5 separate regions of the Homo sapiens genome follow, and regions 2, 3, 4 and 5 are each linked to region 1. The links are chromatin loops, found by intact Hi-C in ENCODE. Cell type or tissue: CD4-positive, alpha-beta T cell. All regions are shown on one strand. Each heading gives the region's core, and the rest is flanking DNA. Links, peaks and the distances in the headings are about the cores only. Region 1 overlaps SLC22A23 (solute carrier family 22 member 23). Region 2 has its middle 4.0 kb from the start of WRNIP1. Region 3 holds the start of PSMG4 (proteasome assembly chaperone 4). Region 4 holds the start of TUBB2A (tubulin beta 2A class IIa). Region 5 holds the start of BPHL (biphenyl hydrolase like).

What was found. Hi-C counts contacts between places; a loop is a spot of excess contacts. Peaks named below come from ENCODE experiments on the same cell type or tissue, not always from the same donor. Only the 100,000 strongest peaks of a DNase experiment are listed, where the experiment ranks them.
Region 2: it touches region 1 in a loop (2.8-fold over the local background); 5 of 110 quality-filtered maps call a loop at or near these places.
Region 3: a loop joins it to region 1, with 6 times the contacts of the local background. A loop is called at or near these places in 7 of 110 quality-filtered maps.
Region 4: it touches region 1 in a loop (4-fold over the local background); 7 of 110 quality-filtered maps call a loop at or near these places.
Region 5: a loop joins it to region 1, with 10 times the contacts of the local background. A loop is called at or near these places in 9 of 110 quality-filtered maps.

The regions. Positions count from the first base shown.
Region 1 is chr6:3,352,892-3,359,002 of GRCh38, forward strand. The region is part of intron 3 of SLC22A23 (solute carrier family 22 member 23); the gene reads right to left. Among named protein-coding and RNA genes, the nearest start is that of PSMG4, 97 kb to the left of the region's middle. RefSeq lists an enhancer at 3,252-4,142. In CD4-positive, alpha-beta T cell, for the core only: no CTCF peak of the experiment used is centred there; DNase peaks (open chromatin) are centred at 2,520 and 3,400; H3K4me3 peaks cover 1,467 bases; H3K27ac peaks cover 2,527 bases.
Region 2 is chr6:2,758,320-2,764,430 of GRCh38, forward strand. It overlaps a transcript of MYLK4 not described here. Among named protein-coding and RNA genes, the nearest start is that of WRNIP1, 4.0 kb to the right of the region's middle. RefSeq lists an enhancer at 5,639-6,111. In CD4-positive, alpha-beta T cell, for the core only: a CTCF peak has its summit at 3,166 (motif pointing left); DNase peaks (open chromatin) are centred at 2,862, 3,162 and 4,742; H3K4me3 peaks cover 401 bases.
Region 3 is chr6:3,256,149-3,262,259 of GRCh38, forward strand. It overlaps PSMG4 (proteasome assembly chaperone 4), which reads left to right and starts at 2,799. Exons shown (of 3, transcript NM_001128591.2): 1 at 2,799-3,048. The coding sequence starts at 2,875. RefSeq lists silencers at 2,619-2,868, 2,989-3,108, 3,159-3,258 and an enhancer at 3,379-3,508. In CD4-positive, alpha-beta T cell, for the core only: no CTCF peak of the experiment used is centred there; DNase peaks (open chromatin) are centred at 2,783 and 3,513; H3K4me3 peaks cover 1,915 bases.
Region 4 is chr6:3,155,285-3,161,395 of GRCh38, forward strand. It overlaps TUBB2A (tubulin beta 2A class IIa), which reads right to left and starts at 2,260. Exons shown (of 4, transcript NM_001069.3): 1 at 2,123-2,260; 2 at 760-868; 3 at 341-451. The coding sequence starts at 2,179. LOC105374889 (a long non-coding RNA gene) reads left to right here and starts at 2,417. Exons shown (of 2, transcript XR_926395.3): 1 at 2,417-2,469; 2 at 3,148-4,152. RefSeq lists a silencer at 2,142-2,601 and a cis regulatory region at 4,864-5,458. In CD4-positive, alpha-beta T cell, for the core only: a CTCF peak has its summit at 2,414 (motif pointing right); DNase peaks (open chromatin) are centred at 1,617, 1,937, 2,327 and 2,967; H3K4me3 peaks cover 1,770 bases; H3K27ac peaks cover 847 bases.
Region 5 is chr6:3,115,703-3,121,813 of GRCh38, forward strand. BPHL (biphenyl hydrolase like) reads left to right here and starts at 3,009. Exons shown (of 7, transcript NM_004332.4): 1 at 3,009-3,145. The coding sequence starts at 3,039. LOC107986556 (a long non-coding RNA gene) reads right to left here and starts at 2,945. Exons shown (of 4, transcript XR_001743928.3): 1 at 2,087-2,945. RefSeq lists an enhancer at 2,243-2,878 and a silencer at 2,917-3,306. In CD4-positive, alpha-beta T cell, for the core only: no CTCF peak of the experiment used is centred there; a DNase peak (open chromatin) is centred at 2,909; H3K4me3 peaks cover 1,526 bases; H3K27ac peaks cover 1,157 bases.

The DNA.
Region 1 (6,111 bases), core at 1,017-5,016:
AGATCAGTCGCCCCCGTGACCTGCACCTTGCTACCAGAACCCCCAGTGGTCAGCTTGTCCCAACAGGACTTTGTTGCTGAGGAACAGGGTCAAAATATGTATGAAAATACTACAGTGATTATATTCATTTTTTGCCTGAAATTTTAAGTAAGACTTTTTACCCTGTTCTTCAGCAACGACCAGACCGTGTCAAGAGATGCAAAGTCTCACCTGTGAGTGCTCCGCCTAATCTAAAATTACATGTAAGTATTATTACTTCCCTGCTCACAGGAATAATCTGTTATTCTTGGAGATTTTGAAGGCAAGATGGCAAAGGGCCATAAAAGGCACATAACTGTGGGCCTTTACCTGGCTGCTTAAACCAAAACCTGGTTTTCCAGCATTTGAACAAAAAAAGGGAAACTCCGTCTGTGTTAGATTTCCTATACCACAGCCAGCTCCCCAATGAAGAGGTGCTGCCTGATTCTCCCAGCTGCCAATCTTGCCCTCTTCTACAGCATTTTAGTTAAAATAACTTCCTGTGTCTCAACATCTGGCTTGAGCGGTTTGGCTTCAGGCCTGAATCCCACTCAATGGGAAATGCCGTGACCCTCATGCTGGGATTCACGATGTCACCTGCTTGATTGAGGTGTTCATTATGCTTTACAAAATCACATGTATAAGACTATTAGGAAAACAGTTCAGCTGCAAATCACAAGACTAGGGCTACTGGAATTTTTGCTCCCAAATCACTAGATCAGTCAACCACTGCCTTTCCAGGTAAAGGGCTGTGCTCGCCTCGTCCCATTACCGAAGCTGTGATGTGGCTCTTCTGCCCTGTGCACTGCCACCCAAATGTACTCACGTGATTTCTGGCTTCCAGGGCTGCTGTTCCCAAGAGCTCCCTCCTCAGGAAGCCACACCATTCCCCCACCTTCTTAGTAGAGGCAGACTCTCCCTTCTACCACCAGTGTTTCCCAGGACCCCAGTTCTGGCCCAGAGCATGACAGCATCGAGGAAGCCTCATGCAGAGGCTCCTTACAGATCCCAGACTACCAACTTTTCCAGGTCTCCTATGCGTGGGCTGCTTTACTTTCTCTAAGAAGGCACAAGGAAAAATGCTGGTCCTTGGGTCGGTTGACTGAATCCTTTGATGTGACAGGTAGCTAAGCCACTTATCTGGACCCATAAACCTCCTTGGCAGGCCTGATTGGATTGTGGAAATTTCGATGGTGATCACATGTGTTTTCTCCTTAGAGTTGGCATGGCCAAGACAAGAGCCACATGCAACTTCTAAGCAAAACACACACACAGGCTCACACAAACACATAGCATGGTGCACTCCCAACGGAGAGGCAGTCAGGGCATTGGATGGGCAAAGACACTCCTTTCAGGACCCTTCAAAGGTAAATTCAACAGGAAGTGCACATTTACGGAGGAGCAAGTGACTAAAGGCACTCACAGACTTTTCCTTCTCTTGACTTGTGTACCTTTACATCTTTACATGAGGTGGGTTGGGTAAACAAAAGAAAATCTCAAGAAGATTCAGATTCTCTTTCCATGTCCCTGCTGCATTTAATAAGTTCCTCGATTGTAGTGACCACTGTACTGTGGTCAGATCCATCGATATAGCAGAGACTCTGTGCCTCAAAGGCAAGGCAATGTCTTTCCATCCTCAAGAGACCCAGCATCCAGCAGGCACTCAAGAAAGGATGGGTGAACCATTTATTAGTGGGTAAAGCAATGGATGAACTGAAACACAGTCTGTTTTTAGTTGATGTCCCAGTAAGAGTGTTAGGGGGAAGTCAAGGTGTTGGAGGGGTTGCTCTAGATTTCAATGATCCACACCATCTCTAATTTCTTACTAATTAATCAAATAGTGAATGTCTAACAAATGGGGAAGGTACTATGCTGGGCCAAGTAGCCATGTAATGGGTTTCTGAATCTCATAATTCAACATCATCTTCTTCAACTGACACTTGTCTTTCCAGGTCAATTAAGCAGGCAGCCTCATTAGTTCATGGGTAGACAACACGCAGAACAGACAAAGCAGGACCTGAGGGCCAGAGGGTGACAGTATCTAACTCTGCCCCTAAAAGCACAAGGCATTTGGACAATTTGTGCTACACTCTTTCCTTTAAACAGGCAACAGGAAAAACAATAAAAGATATTCCTACTACCGAGTTTATAAAAACACAAACAAAAAAAACCAGCGCCTCTCCACATGGCAGTATTCAAATCCTTATCTTTGGGCTCCTACCCTCTATCTGCTTGGAAACAGCTCCCTGTCTTTGTGGCCGCCACCCTCCCCAGCTAAAAAAAAAAAAGTCTCCCTCCAAATACTATCCAGTAGCTCTTCAAATAAAATGGGATGAATAGAGAGGCCTTGATAACCACCAGTTTTCTCATCTTCAAACTGGAAATCAGAAATAATATCAGTAAAGACATCGACTTATTAGGTACAGTGAGAAGCCTTTGAACTTAAAAGACGGGAGGAAGACAAGCATGCTGCTCGTGGGTTCGTCACACCCTGTTCTATGCAACAAAGCAACCCTCCCTGGGTCGAGAAAAAAAATCTCCATGATGATCTCTTAGAAATATAAATGTATTTATAGATAGATATTTTCCCTCTTACCATGTGTATAAGAGAACAGGACGTTGCTGGGCAGAGGGAAGTTATTGTGTGAAGGCCAAGGTCATAACAAGGTTACCGTTCTCATGAGTCTGGGCTAGGTCTGGGCCCTCCCGCCCCGCTCCCTGTATCAGCCCCACTCCCAGGCTCCAGAGCTAGGCCACTTGATGCCTGGTCAGTCCTTTCTGTGCCTTCCCAAATTTACTCTCAATTTCTGGCTCATCTACTATTCTCATTTGCTATTTCTTAAGTTCTGGGCCACGGGAGCCCAAGGTCTCACTCAGCCCTGCACAAACCCCAGCTCTCAAAGCCGGCGTCGCTCTCACTCATTCCCTGTCTCCGCATCGACACGGAGGAGCCACTGGATATAACGCTGAGGTATTAAAAAAAGAAGGAAGTTCAGAAAAACAAACACAGTACGACAGCATTTGTAGGAAGTTTTTTTTTAAAGGCAAAACTGTACAACGCAGTGTTCTAGATGTGGGAAAACCTAACGAAACTCATGAGGATGAAAAACAGCAAACGGGGTGGGGAGACTTGTGGACAGGGGAGGGGGAGGAGGCGGGGGGCGCGGGAGGGGGAGGAGGCGGGAGGAGGCGGGGGTGGGTGGAGGCGGGAGGGTGGGACTTATTAATGAGGCTTGTTTCCGAGTCCGGGTAGCAGATACACGTGACATCAGAAACATCTCATAATCACGAAAGAAATCGAAGCACGCGTGCTCTCTCGGGAGGGCCCTCCTTCTGCGTGCCAGCCCTTGGGATCTGGACTTCTGGCTCCTGGAAACATTCAAAAGGAAACCGGTGGGCCATGGAACCGCTGACAGGATTGGATGGTAAAACAGTGTCTTAGATCCACCCTCGGTGCCTACAAGGGTAACAGGCCACACCCCCATCTCAGAGATGGCAGCGACCTCATCCAAGGGGCAGGGGAAGCCTCAGAGGAGTGATTTTAGCAGCCTCTCACTTCCTCATTTGCCTGTGAAAATAAAGCTGACCCTAAACTTACCGGCTCTGCACTACCCTCCCGCTGGCTGCTTCATTGTCCTGGGCAAATCTTCAGCCCCAGAGACAGTAGTGTTTATTTTAGAACCAAACCCGCTGGCCAGGACACCATCCACGTGAAACATTTCTTCCTAAGCCTGAAGCTTTGTTGTAACCCTGTTGTCTTCCTCCTTATTGGCTCAGCAGTGAGATGGGCTGGCTTGAACCTCCAGGTCTTGAAACCTGCCCAAGATACCAACAACCACCTGTAATAAGGTGCAGGATCCCGCTCAAGCCCTTCAGAGCATCTGTGGATGTGTTACCTCATATGCCCTCACCAAATCCTATAAATAAGAATATCAAGTAGTATCCCCATTTCCAAGATGGGAAATGGCCCCTTCAAAGGTCAGGTCACCGACACTGTGATGCAGGTGGTGTCTCTAGGAGAGGCGCAGGCTTCTAGATCCCAACTGTCGTGGTTTGTTCTAAAGGCTGCAGCAGCCTGGACCATAAAGACAATTTTAAAGCAGTAAACCTAGCAATACAGCCTGGAAGAGAAAACCAAAACAGAGCCAAAAAAAAAAAAAAAAAAAAAAAAAAAACCCAAAACAAGGCAGGCACTGTAATGAAATGCTCACATTTACTCCAGTGCCCACATCTGCATTCCCAGAGTCTCAGAAATCCAGCAGGATTCCAATGCCATGGAAATATGTATCATTGTTTTTGCCAAACAAACTCCCTTACCTTAAGCAAAGGTCAAGTACACTGTAAAACTCCCAGTGCAAACAACCAGCTGGAGGACTTATCCCAGCCTCTGTAAAGTCTTTGCTAATAATTATCCAGACAGCTTTCCTAATTTTTATTTTTAAATGGGGTTGTGGCTCAGCAATAGTGTAAGGATTAATCGCCTTATCAATTAGCATGAGGAAAGGACTGCAAATACAAAGTAGGTGTGTTCTTCCTGGCTTTCTACCTGCTCAATTAGGCTCAGGTCTTAAATGATTTCCAAAATTGGACTACATCTACTGTGTTTACTTCATTCTAAATATCAAAAAGATATCTAAAAGCTTATCATAAAAAAATTTAGAATTTCCCTTTTTGGTTACCAGCCTAAAAGCTCCTTAGTTTAGGGACTGTGTTCTTATTCAACAAGCCATGCCCAGCTCCTGGTTCACAGAACACACTGAATAATGACAAATAATGGAAAACAGAAGGCGGCTGTGTATAATGAATGCATTTCATTCACTTATTCAGCAAGGAGGATGAGGTAGCACCATGCCAGGGGAGATGCCGAGATGAAGCCACACCACCGGCCTCAAGGGGCTCACAGTCTGATGAAGAGACACGTGCCTATAAGACACAGATGGGGTTCTGTGCTACAGGAATGCAAAGAAAGGGACGAGGCCTGGGGAAGACTTCACCAAAGAAGCAGCATTTGAATCTTCCCTTAAGGGAAAAGGAAGTAGGACTGTCCTGCCATGTGGGTGAGGGGAAGGGAAGAGGCCTGGGAGGAGAGTTTTCAGAGAGGCAACCAGCTCTTGCAAAGGCGGCCAGTGCAGAAGAGGCTAGACAGGTTAGGTTCTCAGTATCAAAGTCCCCAGGATGGAGAGAAATTGGAACCTTTAAACACTGTTGGTAGGGATGCAAAAATGGTGCAGCCATTATGGAAAACAGTATGGCAGTTCCTCAAAAAACTAAAACTAGAACTGCCATATGATCCAGTGATTCTACTTCCAGGTACTTATCCAAAAGAATTGAAATTAGGATCTCAAAGCACTTGACGTGAGCGCTCCCACGTTCACTGCAGTGTTATCCACAACAGCCAAGATATGGAAACAACGCAGAGGTCCACTGATAGGTGAAGGGACACACGAAACACAGTGAAAAATACAATAGAATATGATTCCGCTTAAGAACGAATGAAATTCTGACACGTACGACACGTGGATGAACTTGGAGGAATTATGTTAAGTGAAATAAGCCAGTCACAGAAGGACAAATACTACATGATTCCACTTACATGAGGCATGTAAAAATAGGCAAATTCAGAAAATCAAAGAGTGGGCTGATGGTTGCCGGGGGTAGAGGGAGGGAGACATGGGGAGTTGCTCGTCAACTAGCATCAGCTTTCAGGCAGGCGAGATGAATAAGCTCTGGAACTCTGCTGCACACATTGTGTCTATAGTTCACGATACTGTGCTGTACACTGAAAAAACCTGTTAAGAGGGTGGGTCTCATGTTAGATGTTCTTACCACAAATAAAATTAAAAAATAAAATAAAAAAGGCCCCAGGAGAGTTTCTGTTTCATCAACCCAAGGAAAACACCGGAAGGAGTCACAGCTCCAGTGAGGAAGAAGTGAGAAGGGATCTGCCATCGGGGGCTGGAGGGATGGTGGGAACCTTTGCCATTTCAAAGGGAAGCCCTGGCTCCCCTCGGGCACAGCATCCTGGGTGGGGTCTGCACCCCGAGCTGCCACCCATTGCATTTCCATGTCAGCGCCATGTCAGGTGCGCTGTGC
Region 2 (6,111 bases), core at 916-4,915, 590 kb before region 1:
TTTCTTTTATCAGGACATATATATTACATATATATTACATATGTATATATGAAATACATATTTTTGATAATATAAATAACAAAAATGTTATAAGTATACATGACATATAATATGTAAGATATATAACAATAAAAGATATATGTATCTTTTATTGAAAGATATACATATGGAAAGTATATAAAACCATACACTATTTAATAAATAATTATAAAAGCAATACTCATAAAGCCACCACCAGGTCAAGAATCCCCAAATTCAAAAATCCCATCCTTTTGTCCTTCCCAAGCTAACCACTAATCTAAATCTTTTCAATAATTTCCTTGATTTTCCTTGCAATTTTACCATTTACATGTGCACTCTAAATATATAGCTTCGTTTTGGCAGTTTTAGTTTGTTTGAATGTATTCATACTGTTTGTATTATTTTCTTAGTTTTTTTCCCAGTTAAAACTGTCTGTAACCCATCATATTGTTGTATATAGTGTGTATAGATGTCTTTAGTTTTCATTATTATATAATATTTTGTTGTATGAATATTACAAAATGTATGTGTTTATTCACTGATGGAGACATTTGGCTGTTTTCCATTTAGGGCTGCTATGAACACCAATGTGCACACATGAAGTACACACACTTAAATGTATACACAAGTTTACACTCCCACCAGCACTATAAGAATTCTCCTGTTGCTCTATAGCTTTAAAAACACTTAGTTTTTGCTAATCTATTGGGTGTGCAATAGCATATCATTTATAAATTTAAATTTCATTTCTCTTACTAAAGAGTTGAAGGGTTTCTCTTTTGTTGTTATTTTTAGAGACAGGTCTTACTCTGTCACCCAGGCTGGAGTGCTGTGGCACAATTATAGCTCACTGTGGCCTTGAATTCCTGGCCTCAAGTGATCCTCTCGAGTAGTGAGGACCACTGGTGCACAATACCACGCCAAGCTAATTGTTTAAAAAATTTTTGTAGAGATGGAGGTCTCACTTTTTTGCCCAGGTTGGTCTTGAACTCCTGGGTTCAAGTGATCCTCCTGCCTTGGCCTCGCAAACTGCTGGGATTACAGACATGAACCACTGTGCCCAGCTAAGATGTTCTCAAATACATATTTGGTCACTTGGTCTCTGTTTTTCATGAAGTACATATTTATGTTCTTTACTCACTTTTAATTACATTTTCTCCTATTTTCTTATCATTATGTAGGACTTATTCTACATCCTACACACTGTGCTTGACAGTAATGTGTGTTTAAGATGTCTTCTCCCTTTCTGTTCCTTGTATTTTCACTCTTGTAGTATCTTCTGCTAAATAAATAGATGTTCATTTTCATGTAGTAAGATGTATTAATCTTTTCCTTTTACGGTTAGTGCATTATTTTTTAAAAAATAAACCTTTCCCCTCATCAATGATGTTTTTACCATTCAACATGATAATGGTGCTGGTTTGAGGGCAAAAACAAAAATCATCATGTTAAGAAGATAACTTTCTCTATTTTACTAGAGATTTTTAAAAATCAATGATTGAAGTAGACTTTTGTCAAATGTCCTTTCACATTCCACTTTATAAGATACAGAGAACTGATCTTTCCAATAATTTGACAATACAGTTGGCCCTCCATTTCCACATGTTCTGCACCTTCTCATCCAACCAACAGTGGATCAAAAATTTGGGAAAAAATAAGAAACAGCAGTACAATTAATAAAAAATAGGACAAATAAAAAACCAATACAGTATAATAGCTATTTATATAGCATTTACATTGTATTAGGTATCACAAGTAATCTAGAGATGATTTAAAATATATGAGCATATGTGCATAGGTTACAAAAAATAATACAAATAAAAAAGCAATACAGTATAATAACTACTTATATAGCATTTACATTGTATTAGGTATCATAAGTAATCTAGAGATGACTTAAAATATATGGGAGTATGTGCATAGTTTTATAAGTTTTATTATAAAGGAGACACATGGGTGAGGGGCAGGAGGGTCCCAGACATGGAGCTTCCAAGCCCTCTCCTTGTAGAATCCAGGCACACCACCCTCCCAGCACATCATCATGTTCACAACCAGGAAGCTCCACTGAGTTTCTATGTCCAGAGTTTTTATTGAGGTTTCATTGTGTAGGCATGATTGATTAAATTGTTGGCCAAGCAATCAAATTCAATTTCTAGCCCCTGAGATTGAGCTGGTCCCAAGTTCCAACCTTAGGGAGCCACTAGGAGTTGCTTCATTAGCATTATATAGGCACTCCTAGCACTCAGGAAATCCCACGGGATTCTGAAGATCTCTGCCAGGAGCCAGGGAGAAAGGCTGTATATACTCCTTTTTATACTATGAATATCAATGGAAAATCACCTAAAACTAATAAGAGTTCACAAAAAGGCCAAGTATGAAATAAATTAACAAAAAATCAATGCATTTCTTTCATACCAATAAAGGGCAGTAAGAAAATAGAGTAAATAAAAGGTTCTACTTACAATAGTAAGGAAATATATAAAATGTGTTAGAATAAACAATACGAAATGTGGCATAGATTCCAGAAGATGTAGTGGAAAGTCAAGAAGAGAGAGGAACATGAGTTTGGGTTAGGGGGCAGTAATCAGAGTAGGAAGAATAGATAACCATACGACTAACTTTTAAGATGCTGACTAAAGATGGCAGGGATGTGAGTCATGTGGGATTAACTGGACTCAACTGTCCAGCATACCTTAGGTATGAACATGAAGGTGCGCAAGATCATGCCCAAAGGTTCACTAGTAGTAGATGGCTTATAAAATACCTGCTCATAGGCACTGCAGCCAGGCTGACTCTACTTGTCGTTACTGACAGGTCTATTTGAGTCACCACCGAATCTATCCTCCCCATTCTGACTGTGGGGAAGGAAGACAGAGAAGATAGTTACACACTTAAAAGTAAACCACCGAGGCCAGCTGCAGACAATTAAACAGTGAGGTATTAAAGGAGAAAATGGAAGCCTAGGTTTCTGCTTTACATTGATTTCATTTCCTGGGACCTTATACTATACGAGTTTAAATTTATTTGTATTTATGCTGATCTGAAAAGAAAGTTTAAATTTGATTGGCAAAGCAATCTAAGAGGAGGGGTGATTTTTGAAGTACGTTTTTTTCATTTATTTTTCTACCATCACCACCTAGTGGAGAAAACCTTGAACTTCAGACAGAGGGGACTAGGGTTCAGGAAAAAATATTACTACAGGACCTACTGGGTGCCAGGCACTTTACTAAATACTTTCACATTGACAAGTTCACTTAATTCTCATGACAGACCGTGAGGTAGGCATTCTTATTCCTCCTTTAGATTTGGAAACTGAGTGTGAGAAGTTATGTAGCTTGCCCAAGGTCACACTATGGACAGCTCAAAACCCAGGTTCTTGAAGTCAAGGTCTAGAGTCATTTTCACCTCATAGGTCATCCAAATAGCTCAACTTCATCCATGTATGTAGCTGTGGGAGACATGCACACACACACACAATCTTTGCTTTGTATTTTTCCTTTTTATTATTTACATAATATAGGATAGAAAAGCACAAGTAGAAAAAGGAAATGGCATTATACTATATACATTAGGTTTTGTTTTTATTTTTTGAGACGGATTCTCGCTCTGTCGCCAGGCTGGAATGCAGTGTTGTGATTTCGGCTCACTGCAACCTCCACCTCCTAGATTCAAGTAATTCTCCTGCCTCAGCCTTGCAAGTAGCTGGGACTACAGGCTCGCACCGCCACACCCAGCTAATGTTTGTATTTTTAGTAGACAGGGTTTCACCATGTTGGCCACGATGGTCCCCAACTCCTGTCCTTTTGTGATTCGCCCGCCTCAGCCTCCCAAACTGCTGGGATTACCGGAGTTTATATTAATTCTATCTCTCTTAATTTTTACTCCCATAGTACACAAGTTTCCCATGACAATACTTTTGAAAACCCTATTAACAATAAAGTTGGACGTAAAATTAGGTCTATATGCAACTCTACTGTCTAATCTTGAAACACGTCCTAAGAGACTTAAGGTACCAAAATACTAACAATGATTACAAGTAGACTTGTAGATTTTCCACAGCATTATTTTCTGAAAAAAGAAATTTTAGGCCTTATATTAAGAGATTCAAGAAATTTGTTTCCATTTTAAAATTTTTTGGATGGGTTAATTGATCATGTGGCCACGTTATCTCTATAAATGTTTAAAATCAGTGTACTGTATTTCCACATTTAGTAACACTTTTCTTGAAAACCTTGCTTTGAGATCAGCCCTAAAACTTGTTTTGCAAGTATTCACTTCTGTGATGCTCCTGCAATAATCCTTATGTGCTCGCAGTCAATGAGTTTTTACTCTCATTAACTTGATGAATAAACGCATAGACCCTCACGGAAACTGTTAACAGTTCTTAAACACAGTGCAGAGTTTCTTCTTTCTGGTAGCTTCCTGATCTCGCCGGCTCAGAAATCAACTGGCAGACCTTCCCGGAGACCGTTAGAGGTCTTAGGTCAGCATCTCTTAAGTTAGCCGTTCCTGCCAGTGGGTTCAGTGGGTTTGTGGTCTGACTGCCTTCAGAAATAAAGCTACAAGTCTCCACAGTGAGTATTACCACTCATTAAGACAATTCAGACCCAAACACCAGCTAATGCAAAAAATAAAAGAACAAAACACCCACACAAGCAAAAGAAAGCCAAGCGGGTCTCCATCGCCAGCTCTAGCAGCCTGCTTTTATTCTCTCATCTGGCCCCACCCACAACCTGCTGATTGGTCCATTTTACAGAGAGCCCATTGGTCTGTTTTACGGAGAGCTGATTGGTCTGATTTGACAGGGTGCTGATTGGTGTGTTTACAAACCTTGAGCTAGATACAGAGTGCCGATTGGTGTATTTACAATCCCTTAGCTAGACATAAAGGTTCTCCAAGTCCCCACCAGACTCAGAAACCCAGTTGGCTTCTCCCATTAATTTCTGAACTGGGGCTGCAGTATAGAGTTGCTTGCTAGTCCCACGTAATGAGCCTGCATTGCTCAGCTCTGGGGTGGTGAACGGCCCTGGGTGCCGTGAGGCAGTAAGCAGCGCTTCTCAGGGAGGCTTGGGCCGCGCAGGAGTCCCCAGTTGGGGGGAGGCTCAGGCATGGCAGGCCTGAGCCTTGCGCTGCGTGGAGGCAACTACGGCCTGGCGAGAAGTGCTGTCCCAAGTGCTAAGCTCCTCACCGTCCTGGGCCGGTGGTGCAGGCCGCTCCGAGCGCGAGGCTTATCTGAGCCTACTCCCACCCGGAACTCGCGCTGGCCCGCAAGCACCGCGCGCAGCCCCGGTTCCCGCCCGCGCCTCTCCCACCATACTTCCCCACAAGCTGAGGGAGCCAGCTCCGGCCTTGGCCCGCCCAGGAAAGAGCTCCCATAGTACAGCGGCAGGCTGAAGGGTTTCGCAACCACGGCCGGAGTGGACGCCAAGGCAGAGGAGGCGCTGAGAGCGAGCGAGGACTGAGAGGGCTGCCAGAATGCTGTCACCTCTCACTGCTGAGGGACAAATGAAAAAAAAAAGCTCACGGTCGGGCGCAGTGGCTCATGCCTGTAATCCCAGCACTTTGGGAGACCGAGGTGGGCGGATCACCTGAGGTCGGGAGTTCGAGGAAGAAACCCCGTCTGTACTAAAAATCCAAAAAAATTACCTGGGTGTGGTGGCGGACGCCCGTAATTCCAGCTACTCGAGAGGCTGAGACAGCAGAATCACTGGAACCCGGGAGGCGGAGGTTGCCGTGAGCTGAGATTGCGCCATTGCACTCCAGCCTGGACAAGAGTGAAACTGCGTCTCAAAAAAATAATGAAAGCTCACGATCCTCTTTTGGTAGTTTCACGTTACATGATGATTAAAGTTTAACTTGTTTCTCTAGCGTTTCTATTAATCTTATTTTTGAGCCTAACTTTTTTAGTTAGAAACAACTCTTAACCAGCCAGCCAGGCGTGGTGGCTCAGCCTGTAACCCCAGGACGACTCCAAAGGCTAAGGCGGAAGGGTCCCGGGCGCCCAGGAGTTCAAGGCTGTGAGCTCTGGTCGCGGCCCTGCACTCCAGCCTGGGCGACAGAACGAGTGAGACCCTCAATGTGCTCTTGCCC
Region 3 (6,111 bases), core at 1,224-5,223, 97 kb before region 1:
GTTTTTGACATGCTTGCTTGGCTGGGGGAAGGGCAATAATTCTAGAAGCTTCCACTTGGTTTTCTCCACTATGATAGCTCCTACCCTATAGGGCACAGATCCAATGTGGGTGCTGGGCTAATTTCTAGGTATATATATCCCAGTTATACATTTGAGGACCAGGGAAATGACCCCTGATGGGTCCACAGACCCAGTGGACCTTTGGCGAGGACTCCCTTTATTTTCTGTTCCTGTATGGATGGTTCCCCACTCGAGAAGGACTGTGATGACACTTCAGTTTCCCCAGATCTCAATTCCAGCTCTAACCCTTCAAATGTTGCATCTTCCTCCTCCTGTGATGTGTGGCCAGCCACTCGGTCATTTGGGGAACGGCTGGGGCGATTGTTACGGCACATGGTGGTGCCGGGGACCTGGTCACCTCTCCAGTTGTTGGGTTCCAGGCCCAGGCATCATAATGTTTTTGGGGGGTGACAACATTCAGCCGCCTGACCATCCATTCTTGATTTCTTTTGATAGTGTAAGGTGAATACCGCCCTTGCAGTAGGCAGGGTGGGCTGACTCCCTGGGCACTCTGGAGCCAAAATGGCCCATCAGAGTTGTGAGTTGTTCTGCACTGGGGCAAACTGGCCTGGCTTTCATAGTCTGCCTCCATCAGTTATTGTATGTGGGCTGCCACGGGGAGGGTGTGCAGACTCTAGAGGAGGCCGTGGCAGAAGGTAGGATTTGTAGCAGTTGGGACAAGTTTTTTTTGAAGTGGACCTAGGTGGCACATGCAGGCTCTTTGGAGACGCATCACAGATAATGAGGGGGGTTCCTGAGGACGTGAAAGGACAGGGTCAGAGCACAGGTGGATGGATTGACCTTCTGTACAAGGAGGGACATCTTTATCTTTCACTGTCACAGAGTGAGCAGAAGGAAAGATAGGGTCCAATGAAGATAAGCATTTTAGGAGAGGGACAAGGAGCTGGGAAAATCTGGCTTTGTCACCTCTATTTTCTGCATAACATCAGAAGCAAGGGCATCTGCTGAACTTGGGTTTGGGTCAGCTCAGGGTTTGGGGAGCATAGTCAAGGGGAGTGAGAGAGGACGCTGTCTAGGGACTGCAGGGCAGTGTTCCAGGGCCGCTGATGTTGGGCATGACTGGCTGTGACCCTCTGCCTGTGTGTTTCCCGAGCAGTGACAGCAAAGCTGGAGAGAGAGAGGAGCATTGAGGTTTTGAGACATGTATAACCAGTGAAACCATCATTACAATCCAGATTGAGAAATTTGCCATGCCAGCCAGGCCTTGAACTCTCCACCGGTCGGTAACTTTGTTTCCTTAATCTTTGGGTCCTCCTAGCTGATTGAAGGGCCTCAAATCACAAAGTAAAGGGATAAAACAATTATGGTGTAGCCATACAATGGAACACTGCTTAGTAATACAAAGACACAAGCCATTGACACACAAGCAGATGAACCCAAGATAATTATGATGAAGGAAAGAAGCTGGACAAAAAACAGTACATACTGTGTGATTCCACTGATACAAAACTCTGGAAAATGCAGACTAATCTGTGTGGCAGGAAGCAGATCAGTGGTTGGGGGCAGGAGTCATTACTGAGGGCAGGAGGGAGTACTGGACGCGTTCACTTTGTGGATTGTGATGATGATTTCACTGGCTATAACGTGTCAAGACTTCAATTTGTACACTATATATGTGCAGTTATTGTATGTTAATCACATTTTAATAAAGCTGTTAAAATATTGACCTGAAAATTAACTGTATTATTGAATCATCGATAATTAGCAAATAGAACTATGGAAAATGCCCTCTTAAATTTCAATTTAGTCAACTTAGATCTATTAGAGATTTTTAAAGCAGACCTTTTATAGTTCCAAGTTAAATCTCTAAAGTCAGTTGTAACAGAATCTGACAAAATGGGCTGTTTTCTTTTACCACCTTCTCTCTTAACCCATCAAGGCTTCCTTTTCTCAACTCTGTAATGTCCTGAAGTGTTCAAGGGGTCTCCCCATAGGTATGACAATGGGATGATTGGATGATTGTTGGTGCTTCCCATTAATCTCTCTTGAGATCCTTTCCACGTCTCCGAAAGGCACCTGTTCTTATTTGCATTTTGCAGATGAGGAAACTGAGTCTCAGAGAGGTTAAGGGGGTAGCCCGAGGCCATGTACATGACTGCAGCTTGGGACTCGGCGTCCAAAAGGGTGCCTGCCCATCCTCCTGCCAACTTAGTTGACACAATTTTCCTTTCTAAAGGCTTTCTCCCAATACCGTTGCCATTCTTAATTAGGGCTGGGTGCCGTCGAAGCCTCCTTGGAGTTAAAGGGCTGCTAGGAGGAGGAGGTGGGACGGGAGGTGGCCGTTCTCAGAGTGCTTGAAGAACTAATTAAAAATCAGTCTTTTTAAATTTTTAATTAAATTAATGTCTGTAGGGCGAAGTGTCACGGCCTGGGAGGACGGTGCGGCTGGCTTCAGCCCTTGAATGCCCCGCGTCAGTAATAATTAGGGGGTGGGGGGAAACAAAGCGAGGGTGAGTTCTGCTGGGCGCCCGTGGACTCCTAGAGGTCACTGTCGCACTCTGCTACTCAAGTGGGTTTCCCCAGCCCGTCCAGAGAGGTACTGGTGTGCGGGAGAGGCCAGCAAGACAACCAGGGACAGCTACTCCGCCCAGGGCCGGCAGCCGCCCCGCCTCGACCACGCCCCCAACCCAAGCCCGGGATCGCCCCTCCCCGACCACGCCCCTCACCCCCGCCCTTCCGGGGCCGAAAGCGAAAGCGCGCTCGGTCTCTCGGTGCTCGCTCCATCGGGTCTGGCGGGGCTGGCAGCGGCGAGGACCCGGGTCTGGCGCTGTGGGCCGGGAGCCGTGGGGCGGCATGGAGGGGCTGGTTGTCGCCGCCGGCGGGGACGTCTCCCTGCACAACTTCAGCGCGAGGCTGTGGGAGCAGCTGGTCCACTTCCACGTCATGCGGCTGACGGACTCGCTGTTCCTGTGGGTGGGGGCCACGCCGCACCTGCGCAACCTCGCCGTGGCCATGTGCAGCCGCTACGTGAGTGCCTGGCGGCCGAGGGTGCGGGCGGCGGGGCGGGGGCGCGGGGGCGCCGGGCCTGCGCGAGCTGCAGCCCCCCAGGCTTCTCTTGGGTCCACAGGGCGCCCTACTCCCCCGAAGCCCACCCGTGGGATGTCTTAGGAAGCCCGCGGGCGCCAGGGCCTGCACCACCTCGGGAGCTGCGCGCGGGCCCCGGGCCCCTCTCCTTGTCCCGCCGCCCCGCAGCTGCGTCCCGCACTGGTCTCTGTAGGTCAGAATGTCTTGGGTCTGTCCTCGCCACACGCTCGCTGGGGGACGCGTCTGCCTCGTAGCTCTCCTGCCATCTGGATTTTGAGCACACTGATAATTTTTTGGGGACTCTTGCGTCTCCACTGGATGTCTCAGGCATTTCGCACTAGGCACACATCAGGCTCTCTTCTCCAAACCTGCTCCCTCCTCCGCCTGACTGGCGCTGTGATGGCAGCTCCATCTTCCTGGCTGTGCGTTCAGAGCCTCGCAGTTGTCTTTGATTCCTCTTTCTTCACACTCCACGTGCTGAGTCCCTAGGCACTGCCGCCAGTCAAAGCAGACAAAACCCAAGCCGCCCTCACCTTCACCCTGCCGCGCTGGGCCAAGCCTGGGACATTATCATTTCCCCTCCTCTCCCGCCTTTCCGGCTTTGCGTGTCGCCGCCTGGTTTCTCCTGGTTTCCTGAGGCAGCTGTAAGAAAGTGCCACAGACCGCGTGGCTTAAAACAACAGAGGTTTATTCTCAAAGATCTGTAGACAAGGTCTCTCACTGTCACCCAGGCTGGGGTACAGTGTCATTATTATAGCTCACTGTCACCTCAAACTCCTGGGCTTAAGTGATCCTCCTTCCTCAGCCTCCCGAGTAGCTAGGACTACAGACATGTGCCACCATACCTGGCTAATTGTGTTTTTTTGTAGAGATGGGGGTCTCACTATTTTGCCCAGGCTGTTCTTGAACTCCTGGCCTCAAGTGATGATCCTCCTTCCTCAGTGAGCCCGACTCTTCTCATAAGGACATCAGTAATGTTGGATTAAGGGCCCATCCTACTCCAGTATAACCTTGTCTTAAATTGTATATATATATATATTTTTTTTTTTTTTTTTTGAAGCAAAGTCTTGCTCTGTCGCCCAGGCTGGAGTGCAATGGCGTGATCTTGGCTTACTGCAACCTCCGCCTCCCAGGTTCAAGCAGTTCTGCCTCACCCTCCTGAGTAGCTGGGATTACAGGTGTGAGCCATCACGCCGGGCTAATTTTTGTAGTTTCAGTAGAGCTGAGGTTTCATTATGTTGGCCAGGCTGATCTCGAAATTCTGACCTCGTGATCCGCCTGCCTCGGCCTCCCAAAGGCAAGCAAGTCCCTTTGGAAGTAAAGAATCTTTATGCTAATCTTTATCCTAAAGTGCCGGGATTATAGGCGTTAGCCGCCGCGCCTGGTCTAAATTACATCTTATTTACATCTGCAGAGACCCTGTTTACAAACAAGGTCACATTCATAGGTACCCAGAGGTTAGGACTTCAACATATTTTTTGGGGAGACACAATTCAGGCCACAACACTGCCTTGTAACCAGGGCAACAGAATGATAGTTTTAAGACTGAAGTTGGATATTTTCATTTCTCTGCTCAAAACCTTTCACGAGGTGAACTCGGAGCACTCGAAGACTCCAGTGACCTTCGGGCTCTGTTACCTCTTAGAGCTCCTGCCTGTCCTCGAGCTGGGCAGTGCTGGCCTCCCAGCCGCATTAGCTCCCTCTCTCAGCCGTTGAGTGTTTCACGGTGAGGTTTGTCTGCTTGCCCAGGGTGAGCGTCTGTTTCTCTAGCTCCTGATGCACCGCTCTCTAAGTCCCTGTGGAATGAATGAGTGAGGCCCCCTCAGCGAGACCCTTCTGAAGCCAGTGAGGCAGTGATGACTGAGGGTGCTGGGGGCAGGAAGTCATGGGTGAGCCTCTTAGCTGTGCACAGCGGCACCTGGGAAGGCCTTGGGAAGGAGATGGCATCTGGATTCCTTTCTTGCTTTTCTTTTCCTTTTCCTTTTTTCTTTTTTTCTTTCCTGGAGGGTCCTGGCAGTGGACCTTTGAGCAGGCGGCAGCGGAAGAGGCCTGGGGGACCAGGGGTGATGGGTGGGGCTGTGTGCTCTGTGCCACCTCGCATTCTCTCTTTATCCCAAGGCATAGTGGGCAGGGCTTTGGGCACTGGTCAGATCTGGTGTCGCTGCCTTGTGCCACTTTGTGCAGTGCTGGTTTGGGCTGGTAAGTTTGGAAGAAGTAGGCTCCTCCTGTGGGTGGTTTTGGTCACCCGACCCCATGGTGGTCACAGCTCCCAGTGAGGTATATTTTCTCATCTGGAAAGTGCCCCTCCAGCAAAGCCAGGCAGGAAAAGGAACAGGGGATTGATTGAGTTACCTGACTTGTCAGAAGTCCAGTCCCTCTCACTGGCCGCAGTGTGCCTGGGTGTTCTCTCCAGGGGCAGAGAGCCGAGCCAGCTGGGGAAAAGAGGTGTAGGCATTAGCTTAAGGCAGGAAGCCCAAGGTTCCTGTGACCCGTGGGGCGGCCCTCCATCTACTGTCCACCTGTGACCCGTGGGCCAGCCCTCCATCTACCGTCCATGCAGGTAGACTCTGTGGAGCTCTTGTACCTTGGTGGCAGGGCTGAGCAGTTGTAATAGAGACTTTGTAATCCATAAAGCCTGAACTAGTTACTATCTGGTCCCTCTCAGGAATTTTGCCAGCCCACACGTGGAGAATGGCACCAGACGGTCTGTGAGGTCTCTTCCCTCCAGCTTCCCTAAACTCCCACATGTGAGACTGTAGAGAACAGACACCATGCAACCCGGAGCTGGCTGACCTTGGGTTGAGCAGGGATTTTTGGTGCCCAGAGAGGCTGCAGGACTAGTGACACTGAGTCCTACCAGCTTGAGGGAAGCTGGCCTGGGACCTGGGCCCGTGCCTGCTCAGGGATTCTTGGACCCCCCGCCCGGCCTCTAGGAGTGGAAGGTGGTGCTTCAGCTGCAGCAGAACTCCCTGGGCATCTGCTGGGAGACCACAGTCCTAGTGTGAT
Region 4 (6,111 bases), core at 894-4,893, 200 kb before region 1:
TCTGTCTAGCTCTGGTCATAACCTGTGCTTTTGGCCCCTGGCTCTTTGAAGTCCTTTCAAGTTGCCTATAGCCTATGAAGCCTGGCTTGAAGCTTTTCCTTGCTCTTTCTTCCTTCCAGTCTGAGGCTGCTCTGCAATGGGAGGGCTGCAGCAGCCCTCTGCAGGCTGGCGTTGATCTGTGAGCCATGACCACCCATGGACTGCATGGAGCTAGGCCAGGACTCAGGGCTGCCGTGGACACAGTGTCACCTTGGCACTGAACACTAAGAACTGTGCTTTGCAGGGCTGTTAGGAAGAAGGTGTGTCATTTGGCCAGTTCCCAGTGATCATGACTACATACCGAACACGAAGTTGTCTGGTCTGAAGATCTGGCCGAAGGGTCCAGACCTGACAGAGTCCATGGTGCCAGGCTCCAGATCCACCAGGATGGCCCGAGGTACATATTTGTTACCTGCAGGAAATAAGAACTGACTCAGGCCTGTGCTTGGGGAGGGACTCACAGCAGCATTCAATTCCAGCATCTGAGACAAAAGGAGAACAGGAGATTTTCTGCTTTTAAGAAAAAGGAGGTCCTGAGTGTGCTTAGCCGTGGCAAACAGGCAGGAATCTTAGGAAACCATAAAACATGTTTTTCCAGCAGTTGGCATTTGAAATGAATATGCAAGAAGCATGCCTTTGTCACGTGCATGTTCCTGGGACGTTTCATCTCCCACATCATGGAAAGCAAGGATTCCTGGGCACACACATCCCGCTACTCACCAGCAGCCTCATTGTAGTACACGTTGATTCTCTCCAGCTGCAAGTCACTGTCTCCATGGTAACTGCCTGTGGGGTCGATCCCATGCTCATCGCTGATGACCTCCCAAAACTGAAATGAAAAAAGAACCACACCATGGCTCTGCATCCTGAATGTCACTAAGGATGGCCTTGTCCTCCTCCCATGTCCTTGGAACAGGGGCTTTTGTGGTCAGACAGTTAGTAAGTGCTAGACAGAGAGCAAAGAGCTGCACCCCCTATTTCCTGCAGCAGCCGCTGCTGAGGGGCTTGAAAATCCGCAGAGCATCGGCCATATTATGGGGATAGACTGAAAGGCTGGGAGGGGCCCTGGAGGAGGAGGGGACACAGCAGATGCCCTTCTAGGGAGAGGGTGGGGAGAGTAGAGAAGTGGAGAAGGGGTACAGGGAGGCTGTGTCACCCCAGGCAGGGCTGAATGCCATTGCATCCGGGATGATTGATGGGTCGTGGCAGGCCAAGGACAGGGGGACCCACTCTGTGGCTGCCTCCAGGGATCAAGCTCTCTTGGCACAGATCCCAGGCACTCCTGCAACAGTGCAGGTTTAAGCCACCGATCTACATGCTGGCACTGACCACCGGAGGGACTGGGCGAAGGGCAGCAGGAGCCTGGGAGGGCACCTGGGCGGCAGTGGAAGGAGCTGGCCATCGTGAGGGCGCTGGCTGCATTGTGAATTTGCGGCGGGGAGGCTGGGTGGGCAACATGGCGGTTCTCAAAGAGACCACGTCCTTGTACTGGCGCCCGCCCCCACCCATGCACCAGACCCGCTGCTGCCTCCCACACAGCGGTCGGTAATTGCAGCCCCCACCCAGCGCAGTCACCTGCCGCCTCGGGGACTGGCAGCAAGACTATCGCGTTGTATGTCATCATGTCAAGACAGTGCCCGAGCAAGGGAATTTATCTAACACCCTTGCCTGTACGACCCAAAGGGACGCCTCTGTTACATCTGCCAGTCCAGTGACACTGCATGTTTTCATTCAAACCGTAGAGAAAAATATACAAATTAAATTCACATGAAGCTAGCGCAATAAATATGACCGTACCCCCGACCCAAGTTTCTGAGACAAATACACCCAGGGGAATGCCAACCGCGTCCCGCAGAAGGGCTGTGTCCCAGGGAAATCGAAAGGCCCCCGATTAAACGCACACACAGCTGCGGCGCTGCGGGCATCCTGGCGGGTCATGCAGCCTCCCGGACCCCGCCCGGCGGCCTCGCCGCGGAATGTGCCACCCGGCCAGCCCGGGGCCGCCGCGGCCTCCAGCCCCCGCCCCGGCCCCAGCCCGCACCCTCGGTCCCAACCCCGGGCCCCTCCGTGGCGGTGAGCCCACCTTGGCGCCGATCTGGTTGCCGCACTGGCCCGCCTGGATGTGCACGATCTCGCGCATGGTGCCGGCTGCGGAGCGGGTGGCGCTGGCCCTCGGAGCGGTGCGCGGCGTGGACCGGCGGGCTGGGCTGCGCAGAGACCTGCCGCCGCCCCCCCAGCTCGGTCTTTTATACCCGGGGACCCGCCCTGCCCGGTGACGTCATGACGGGCGGGGCTGTGGCCGCGGGGGCGGTGCGGCTGGGACTGCGGCACCGCGAGGGGGAGCCGGGGCGCGGTGCGAGGTGTGGGGGCGCTCGCCCTATTGCTGCTGCCGCTGGGTCTAGGGTGGGCGGCCGGCCTCGCGGTCCGGCGGTGAGTGCGGTGCCCGGGCCTCGGGCCCAGCCGCAGCCCCCTGCCCGATCCACGGGCACGGGCGACCCCTGGCGCTGGGTCCTCCGCTCACGCCGCGATCCCCACCCCGAGCCGCCCACTCTGGACCCCCGAGGGGGGCTGGGGACCGGGGGCCCCGGAACCAGGGGGAGGGGCTGCCTCGGAACAGGGTCCTCGCCTCCTAAGGACGGGAAGAGGCGTCGAGTACCCTTTGGAGTAGGGGGCCGGAAATTGAAGACCCATTTGCAGTGGGCTCTCCAGCGGGTGGCAAAGGTTTCCCGCATCCTGGGCAGGGTCCTGGACGCCGTTTGTGGGGGTGGGGTGGGCAGCGTGGAGAGGAGTGGGGGGCCGCGGGGAGCCGACGGGCAGCTGCCTGAAAGGAATGCCAGGATGGCGGGGTGGGCGGCCTTTCGCCCCTGCAGGGGAGGAAGATGGCTTGGTCGGGGGCGGGGGTTGGGGGGGCTATCAAAGGGCTGGATTTGTCACATGTCCGCTTTGGGCTCCTGCGTCCTTGTAAAGGCCTTTTAAATGTGGAAAATTCTGCGGGTGTGTGTGTGTGTGTGTGTGTGTGTGTGTGTGTGTGTCAGAGAGGAAAGACAGGAGGAATATATCTGCCACGTTGATGTGTCAGCTGATGGCCCTGCCCCTTACACCCCTTAGGTCGCCTGATCCTCACAGAAGCTGTCGGAGCTAGGCTGGCCAGTTCGGTAGACCCTAGGCACGGTGGCTGCCGAGCATTGAAACGTAGGTAATCTGAACTGAGATGGGCTGTTAAGTGTGAAGAACACACTGGCTTTTATGGGCTCAGTAAGTTAAAATAATGTGAAATATTTCATTACTGATTCTTAAATATTGATGGTCTATCAAAATAATAGTGTTTTGGATACATTGTGTTAAATGACTTGTTTTGAAATTAGAAAATGTAAAATTACATACTTGGTTTCCATTTGCTGCTCACTTACGCATATTTTTGTTGACTACCACCGGCTTCTGGTAAGCATTATTACTACCCCAATTTCATAGCTCCGAAAGCGAGGTTGAAAGACCTGACCAGCCACAAAGCTAGGAAGGGAAGGAATCTAAAGCCTTTGTATAAATAAAAAGCCCAGGTGAGTTTTAAAGGCTTGGGTGGGCTGTGGTAAGGACCTGACTTAATTATTCACAAAGATGGCCCTGCACGGTGGACTAGGTAACAGGGGCTTGGGGACTGCCTTTGGTTCCCAGCACATTCCAACTATATAATGATGATAATTACAGGTGCCTTGGAGCTGGCTTTGTGGTAGGAGATGAGAAGCCATATATGAAAGCACATTGAGTTTATGGAGTAAAAATGCCTTGGTAAAACCCAAGGTGATGGGCTGGGCGCGGTGGCTCACGCCTGTAATCCCAGCACTTTGGGAGGCTTAGGCGGGTGGATCACGAGGTCAGGAGATCGAGACCATCCTGGCTAACACGGTGAAACCCCGTCTCTACTAAAAATACAAAAAAATTAGCCGAGCCTGGTGGCAGGCATCTATAGTCCCAGCTACTCGGGAGGCTGAGGCAGGAGAATGGCGTGAACCCGGGAGGCGGAGCTTGCAGTGAGCCGAGATGGCGCCACTGCACTCCAGCCCAGGCGACAGAGCCAGACTGCGTCTCAATAAAAAACAACAACAAAAAACCCAAGATGATGCTGTCATTCCTAATGTGCACCCTACCTGCCACCTCAATAGTTGGTCTGTATCGGAGGTGGAAACTAAAGCCAGATGTCTGTGAGTAGCCTCTTAGGCCAAGTTAGGTCTTAATCACCCCAGCTTTAGGAAGCGCCCAGCATCCTCCCAGATGTAGGTAGGCAGGTGCCTAGTGCCTCTTCTCAGGGTGGGGACAGATTTCCTAGAATTTCTCCTCCTCTCTCCCCTCTCCCTGCTGCTGGGCCCCCAGTGGACAACCTGTCCCTCGGATGCTACTCCCAGGTACCCAGGGCTTGACCTCCACCTTCTCCCCACCCCCACCCCAACTCTCACATCTTGGCTCTTCACCACAGCCGGAGCCTTCCAGATCCTCTCCAGAGAATGGCTCTCCTTGGGGTACCTTCACTCATTACACAGTTCTGAAAAGATTTTTCCAGAGATAATTGCTTCTTGGCCTTTGTGTTTTAATTCAGCGTGAAATCTGAGGCCAAATAGGAGCAGAGGATGAGACCTGAAAGGGACAGCACTAGGGACACGGGGACCCCTAGCAGCTGGGCGTTTCCCGGCCTGTGGAGCATGTGCCCACTCTGCTGTTCCTAGCTCAGTCCTCCAGCAAGTCACTGCACCTCTCTGAGCTTCTCTGGAAATGGGTTTTTCTTACGTTGGGGAGCTGGGAGGCACTGTGCGTGAACTGGACATTAGTGAGCGCACAGAAAATAAATCCATGGCAGTGTTCACGGGCGCAGGCCAGGTACCTGATTGTCTGCTCTGGATCGCTGGCAGTGAATGTTCTGCCCAAGTCGGCCTTCTCCTGCCTGGCAGTTCACGCCCAGCCTACTTCTCTCTGACGCGCTCCTCCCTCGGTGCCGCCCGTGATGTGTGTTAGTATATAATCAGAGAAACTCACACGCGGAGTTTTAAATAATGCCTGCCCTGCCTAAGGTGACTCATCTGAGGCCGTGAGTTCCTGCTCTCCCCTCCCTCGCGGCAAGTGTAGATATCCCCAACCCCACCTCGCTGTCACTAAGCAACTCGACCTTGTACAGCACCGATGCAGATAATAACAGGAGGAAATAGAGCCTGCTAATTGTCCCCTTCCCTAGAATAGGTTTTTAAGGAGCAATCTCTCCCCTTTCATGTATTTTTCAGTGTCTAAAGAGGAGCAGCTCCACCGGCTGTTGGGTGGGCCGGGGATGGGGAAGGGGAAGAGGACCAACCTCCTCCAGCCTCAAGTCACTTCCTGCTTTAGACAGGATGCCACTCGCAGTGTCTGAGCCACCCCTACCCTGAAGGCATCATTGGCGGGGTGAGGGGCGGGGGGCGGGGAAGGGCAGGTGTAATGACAAAATTCAGACTAGAGAATGTGTTCCAGGTAGGAGGCTGAGCCACATCTGTCTTTCACAAAAGGACATAAGCTCTTACCCTTTTGCCTGCCCTTCCCGCCTGCTGCTTCAGAGGGCCCAACGAGAAGGGTCCTGGTGAGAATGTTCTAGTGAAACGTACCCTGTGAATATGTGGTGTTATGATGATATCGTTACTGTTCACTGATGCCATCTCTAAGGGTGACAGTCGTGATCTAGTTGAAATAGATTTAGTTGGTCCAAGTAAGAGAGTCCTGGAACTTCAAAAACACTAGTTTCCTCTGCAGAATGATGAAAACCCAAGGACCATCCCAGCAATACAATTGTCTAAATTTGTATGGTACAGTCTTGCATCCTGTTTGTGCCCTCAGAGAACTAGCCACACTCTCCGCTCCAACTTCTCTTTCCCATGAAACTCATCCAGTGCAGCCCCTGTCTGCTATTTTTTAAATAAAAGCATCTCTTTATGAAGATGGAAGAATTTTGTTCAAAGCATTTAAGGGGATGTAACCTTTTCAAAAGGTTACCTAAAATAAAAGTCTGAACTCCAATTAAATTTAATTTTAAAATATCAACCCCACCAAAGTTTACAA
Region 5 (6,111 bases), core at 1,142-5,141, 240 kb before region 1:
AGGGTTTCAGGAATAAAATGTTTAATAAATCACAAAATATTTTAGGCAGTATTTTGATGTACATTTTAATGTGTGGTATTTATGAAAGGGAAAGGGTTTTCTAATTATAATAAAGGCATAAATAGTGTAAATATTCAAGATTTTAGAAGCAGCTGATTTCAGAGAAATCACTGAAAGGTTAATGCTACTACAGTGATTTTTACAATATGCAATAATCCAAGTATACGACCAGGTATAGTGGCTCATGCCTGTAATCCCAGCACTTTGGGAGGCCAAGCTGGGAGGATCGCTTGAGGCCATGAGTTCGAGACCAGTGTGGACAACACAGCAAGACCCTATCTCCACAAAAACATTAAAAAATATTAGCCAGGTGTGGTGGTGTATGCCTGTAGTCCTAGCTTCTTGGCAGGCTAAGGTGGGAGGATCACTTGAGCCCAGGAGTTTGAGGCTGTGGGGAGCTGTGATCACACCGTGCCTCAATAATAATAGCAATCATCATCATCATCATCAAGTATAGAGTCCTGAAATTGAGAGCTCAAAACTCCCCCCTGCCCCTTCTCAGCTGTGTTACCCAGGCCTTGCTTCCTAACCTTTCGCCGTCATTATGCAAGTATAGAGTCCTGAAATTGAGCAGCTCAAAATTACTTTTCAGCTGTGTTACCTAGGGCTTGCTTCCTAACCTTTCTTAGCCTCAGTTGCCTCATCTATAAATGGAGAGTGCAATAGCACAGAAGGCTAATGTGAAGATTAAAGAAATATGATATATCATAAGGTGCCTGGCACAAAAATGGCAGTTTTTTTAAACTGTACGATCTTGCTATATATAAAGAACTGGTTGTCAGGTATGTTACTTAAAAATAGTGACACCACGCTGGACGCGGTGGCACACACCTGTAATCCTAGCACTTTAGGAGGCTGAGGCGGGTGGATCACCTGAGGTCAGGAGTTTGAGACCAGCCTGGCCAACATGGCAAAACCTCGTCTCTACTAAAATTACAAAAATTAGCCGGGCATGGTGGCGGGTGCTTGTAATCTCAGCTACTCAGGAGGCTGAGGCAGGAGAATTGCTTGAACCTGCGAGGCAGAGGTTACAGTGAGCTGAGATTGCGCCATTGCACTCCAGCCTGGGCAACAAGACCAAAACTCCGTCTCAAAAAAAAAAAATTGTGACACCAATAACCTAAAACTCAGTGCTACCGTTTTTTATTAGCACAAGGGTAACTGGTGTTGAAACTGTACAGACAGCTATTTTTATCATTTCTGAGATGAAACCCCAATCAACATATCAGGAAAAAAGGAAATACTGACCTCACCAAAGATTTCTGAAAGTCAAACGATATTAAACTCAAACATTATATATGTCTCTTTCCTTTTATGCAGGAATTAATGTGATAGATTTATGTTGAGAGTAGAATATGAAAACTTTTGCATAGTCTGTATTTAGGCCAAAACTGCCTTTACTACTCAAGAAAGTCCAATGGGCCAGTGAGGACACTGCAGGTGACAGAAATTTCTATGAGTGTAACACCTACAAGCACTGTGCTCACAGGACTGACTGTTACACCAAAAAGGTCTCTTGGAGGAGAAGAAATGCAATATGCAAAGAAGCTGTTGTCTCCAATTATTCAAGCCAAGGCTACAACAGTAGCCACAAATCTGCCAGTTATTTCCAATTAAGGCAGAACGATTGACTTAAAAAGCAATAGTTGTTTTTTTTCTCCACTGAGCTTTCAATTAGATAATGTCTATAACCTTTATAAAGCTGCAATTATACAGCCAAAAGAAAAAAAATTAATTGTGGTAAAACATACATAAAACTTACCACTTAAACCACTTTTAGGTGTGTAGTTCAGTGGCAGTAAGTACACTCACAATGTAATGCAGGCATCACCAAAATCCATCCCCAGGACTTTTTCATCTCTCCAAACTGAAACTCTGTCCCCATGAAACACCAACTTTCCATTCCCCCTTCCACCAGCCCTCAACAACCCCCATTCTATTTTCTGTCCCTATAAGTTTGACTCCTCTAGGTACCTTATTATATAAGTGGAATCACACAGTATTTGTCTTTTTTTGACTGGCTTACCTCCCTCAGCATAGTGTCCTCCAGGTTCATCCATGTAGTAGCAAGTGTCAGAATTTCGTTCTTTGTTCAGGCTAAAAAATGTTCCCTTGCATGCACAGACAACATTTTGCTTATCCATGTATCTGTTTTTGGACACTTAAATTGCCTCCACCCTTTTGGCTATTGTGAATAGTGCCGCTGTCAACGTGAGTGTAAAAACATTTCTTCTTGTACACCCTGTTTTAAATTCTTTTGGGTTATATACCCAGAAAAGAAAATGCTGGATCATATAACTGATTTGTTGAGGAACCGCAGTATTGTTCATCACATGGCTGCACCATTTTACATTCCCAACAGCAATATACAAGGGCTTCAATTTCTCTACATCTTCACCAACACTAATTTCTGGGGGTTTTGCTAGTAGCCATCCTAATGGGCGTGAAGTGGTATAAACAAAATTTAGATCCCATCATCTCCGAAAAGCAAATACACTTCCTAGTACTAGTCAGTACTAAATAGGTGCACAGCGTTTAGAACTTTACTTGATCCAACATAGCAGCCTGCCTAGAGCCGGAGCCCCGCCCACTCCGGAGTCCCGCCTGGACGCCGACGCAGCGAGGGCGCTATGGCTGGCGGCCTCGCCTCCTGGAAAGGCCATGGTCGCTGAGGCGACGAGCGAGGGCGGGGCAGCGCCGACGGGGACACTCATCCCGGGAGCCAGAGCCAGCACCGAGAGGGGACGGTCTACGCGGGTGCCGGCGGTTCCAGGACTGCGAAACCACGAGCCGAGTTTCGGTCGCCCATGGGAAAGCACCCGGCAGGGCGTGGCTTCGGGGCGGGGCGGGCAGAGGGCGGAGCAGGATGGAGAGGCGAGGTGGGCGGAGCAGAGGGCGTGGCTTCGGGGCAGAGTGGGCCGGGTACCGCGCTTGGTCTTAGCGCATGCGCACTCCCGGCAGCTACGCGACCTGTGACCATGGTGGCTGTGCTGGGCGGCCGGGGCGTGTTGCGCCTGCGGCTGCTTCTCTCAGCGCTGAAGCCCGGGATCCACGTCCCACGGGCCGGACCCGCGGCCGCGTTCGGGTAATGGCGGCCACCTCGCCCCGGGGATCCCCAGCATCGGCGCGCTCGAGGGGCGGCGGGAGGGGCGCGTGCCGACAGCAGGAGTTCCCGGCGCGCGGGCACGGGGCGTGGGCGCGGCCTGGCTGCCCTGTCGCCCTTTGTGCCGCGAGACCCCGATCCTGGGGGCCAGCCGCGCTTGGTGCTCGAGCCCCTCGATCGTGCATGCGCCTCGGTCAGCCTCAGTTCAAGGAGTCTGGAGCCGTGGAGGCTTGGGCTATAGAGTGCAGCCCCTTCAGTGTGCAGACCAGAGAGACCCAGGGAGATACATTTGCCTGTAGTATGGACTCACCCGTGACGGAGCACGGACTAGAATCCCAACGCCCTCATTAGTCCATTGCTCTGTCCAGAGTCCACACTAAGGGCATAAGGACAATAATCTCTTCTTTCTCTTATGTCAGAAATCAGCCTGAGCCTGAGTACCGCTAAGGCTTTAATCACGGGTCCCGAGAGCCCTAAGTCTTCTCTTTGCTTGCTGATCTCGTACCTTAATGTGCAAAAGAATCACGTTGGGAACTGAAAATTCAGAATCCTGGGCCTCACTCCCAGAGGATCTGATCTACATGTGTGGAGATGCCCAGGAATCTGCTTTATTCTCTTTTGTCCTCCCACCTGTCCCCCCATTTCAGGTAAAACAATAACAAAAAAACTGGATTAATTTCTGACCTTCTGTCTTGAAAATGGATACTCTTGGTCCCAAGAGATACTGGGCAGAAATGTGGATAGAGCGGCATGAAGCTTGTTTTACTTTATTCTCTACATACATCCCTACACACATGCAAACACACGTATACAACGAACGTACACAGTGCATGTGCGCAGTTGACTGTTGATGGGCTACTTTCATAAAGTCAGTACTAGATAGGTACACAGCGTTTAGAACTGTACTTGATCCAACATAGAAACTTTTAGTTTGAAAACTTGATTTAGAAGGAGAAAAGAGGGCAAATCTGACCAGCTTTTAAAATTTCATATTGCAATTGACTAGCTCCTTTAATTTTAGAATTATTATAAGATGGTCAGGGCTATTTTGATAGATGGAAAAACATGTTAATGGCTACAGCTGTATAAATTAACAGTGAAAATGATTATTTTTTCCAGTTTCCTGTCTGCAGAAAGGCATCGAAATAAGTTACTGTGATTGTACCAATATAGTTCTTTTTTTTTTTGAGACTGACTCTCGCTCTTTTGCCCATGCTGGAGTGCAGTGTTGTGATCTCGCTCACTGCAACCTCTGCCTCCCAGGTTTAAGCGATTCTCGTGGCCTCAGCCTCCCGAGTAGCTGGGATTACAGGTACCTGCCACCATGCCCGGCTAATTTTTGTGTTTTTAGTAGAGATGGGGTTTCACCATGTTGGCCAAGCTGATCTCGAACTCTTGACCTCAAATGATCCACCTGCCTCAGCCTCCCAAAGTGCTGGGATTACAGGCGTGAGCCACCGCTCTCGGCCTACCAGTATAGTTCTGATAGGTTATTTAATGGTTGAGGAAGGCCCCATCCATCTAGTTGCATTGCAGATCATTCTTCCTAAAATATCTCTGAAGAAACAGGTTTTTCTGGATTTTGTACGGCCGTTTTATAAATGCAGCTGCAAGTTGATATGACATATAATCTGGGAAAACAAGCAGTGGTATTAGTTAATCCTGAAATGCAGCTGTAGCTCAGTGTCAGTAGGTAAAAGGATTCGTGTAAAAACTTTGCTTCAGAATAGCCAGTGCCCAACCTACAACTGACTTTTGTTCCAAAAACTTGTTTGTAAGTCTGCTGTTTGGAACTTTGACCCTTATTTCAAAATCCGTAAGGTGATTTATTCCTGGGTCAGGTCAAGAAAAGCCTTTTCTACCTGAAATTGGATATTATGTGCAGTTATAAATATTAATAATTCACATAACCTAACAATCTTCCTAAAAAATATTTTCCAAGTTCAACCTTGGGATGCCCTGCCAGAGAATCAGAGACTGTCCTTCTGCTGACGCTTGCCACCACGCTGTATCTGGCAGTCAGAGTGTGGCCCCGGTGCCTGAGCCCTCTTAGGACTCTGTTCAGCCATGAGGTTAGAGAGGAATCATGGCCTCTGGAGTTCTAATGGCCCCGTGGCCACTTCCTAGCTCTGTGAGTGTGGGCAGATTGTTCAACCTCTCTGAGCCTCCTGCCTTGCAGCGTTTTTGTGAGGATTTGAAACAATAAATGTAAAAGCCTGGGGATATAATAAACATGAAGTAATTAGTAGGCACAATGGGAATATTTATATAATAGTACAATATATAAGAGATGTAAAAATAATTCATCAAGATTCATGCAAATTTCAAGCCCTGAAGGTAGCAAATACTTTATTGTAGATAATGGCTACTTCACAAAACATACACAAAAGAAATAGCTGAACATACAATATGATAATAGCAGTTTCTTTTTTTTTTTTTTTTTTTTTTTTTTTGAGACGGAGTCTCTCTCTGTCACCAGGCTGGAGTGCAGTGGCACGATCTCGGCTCACTGTAATCTTCACCTCCCAGGTTCCAGCGATTCCCCTGCCTCAGCCTTCTGAGTAGCTGGGATTACAGGTGTGCACCACCATGCCGGGCTAATTTTTTTGTGTGTATTTTAGTAGAGATGGCGTTCCACCATGTTGGGCAGGATGGTCTTGATCTCCTGACCTCGTGATCCTGACCTCGTGATCCACCCACCTGGGCCGCCCAAAGTATCGGGATTACAGGTGTGAGCCACCACACCTGGCCGATCCTAAGCTATCTTAACTGTAGAAATGAATTTCTCAGAGGAATAGGGCAGTAATCATAATAAGTAAATGGCAGAGTCAGTATTGCCATTGCTTGGTGGCTTCATTGATGCCCCTTTAATAATATTTCTGTAGATAAGGAGCTTATAGTTTAGTCAGACCTTATTACTACCCAATTCTGTCTTTTATTTTTCCAGA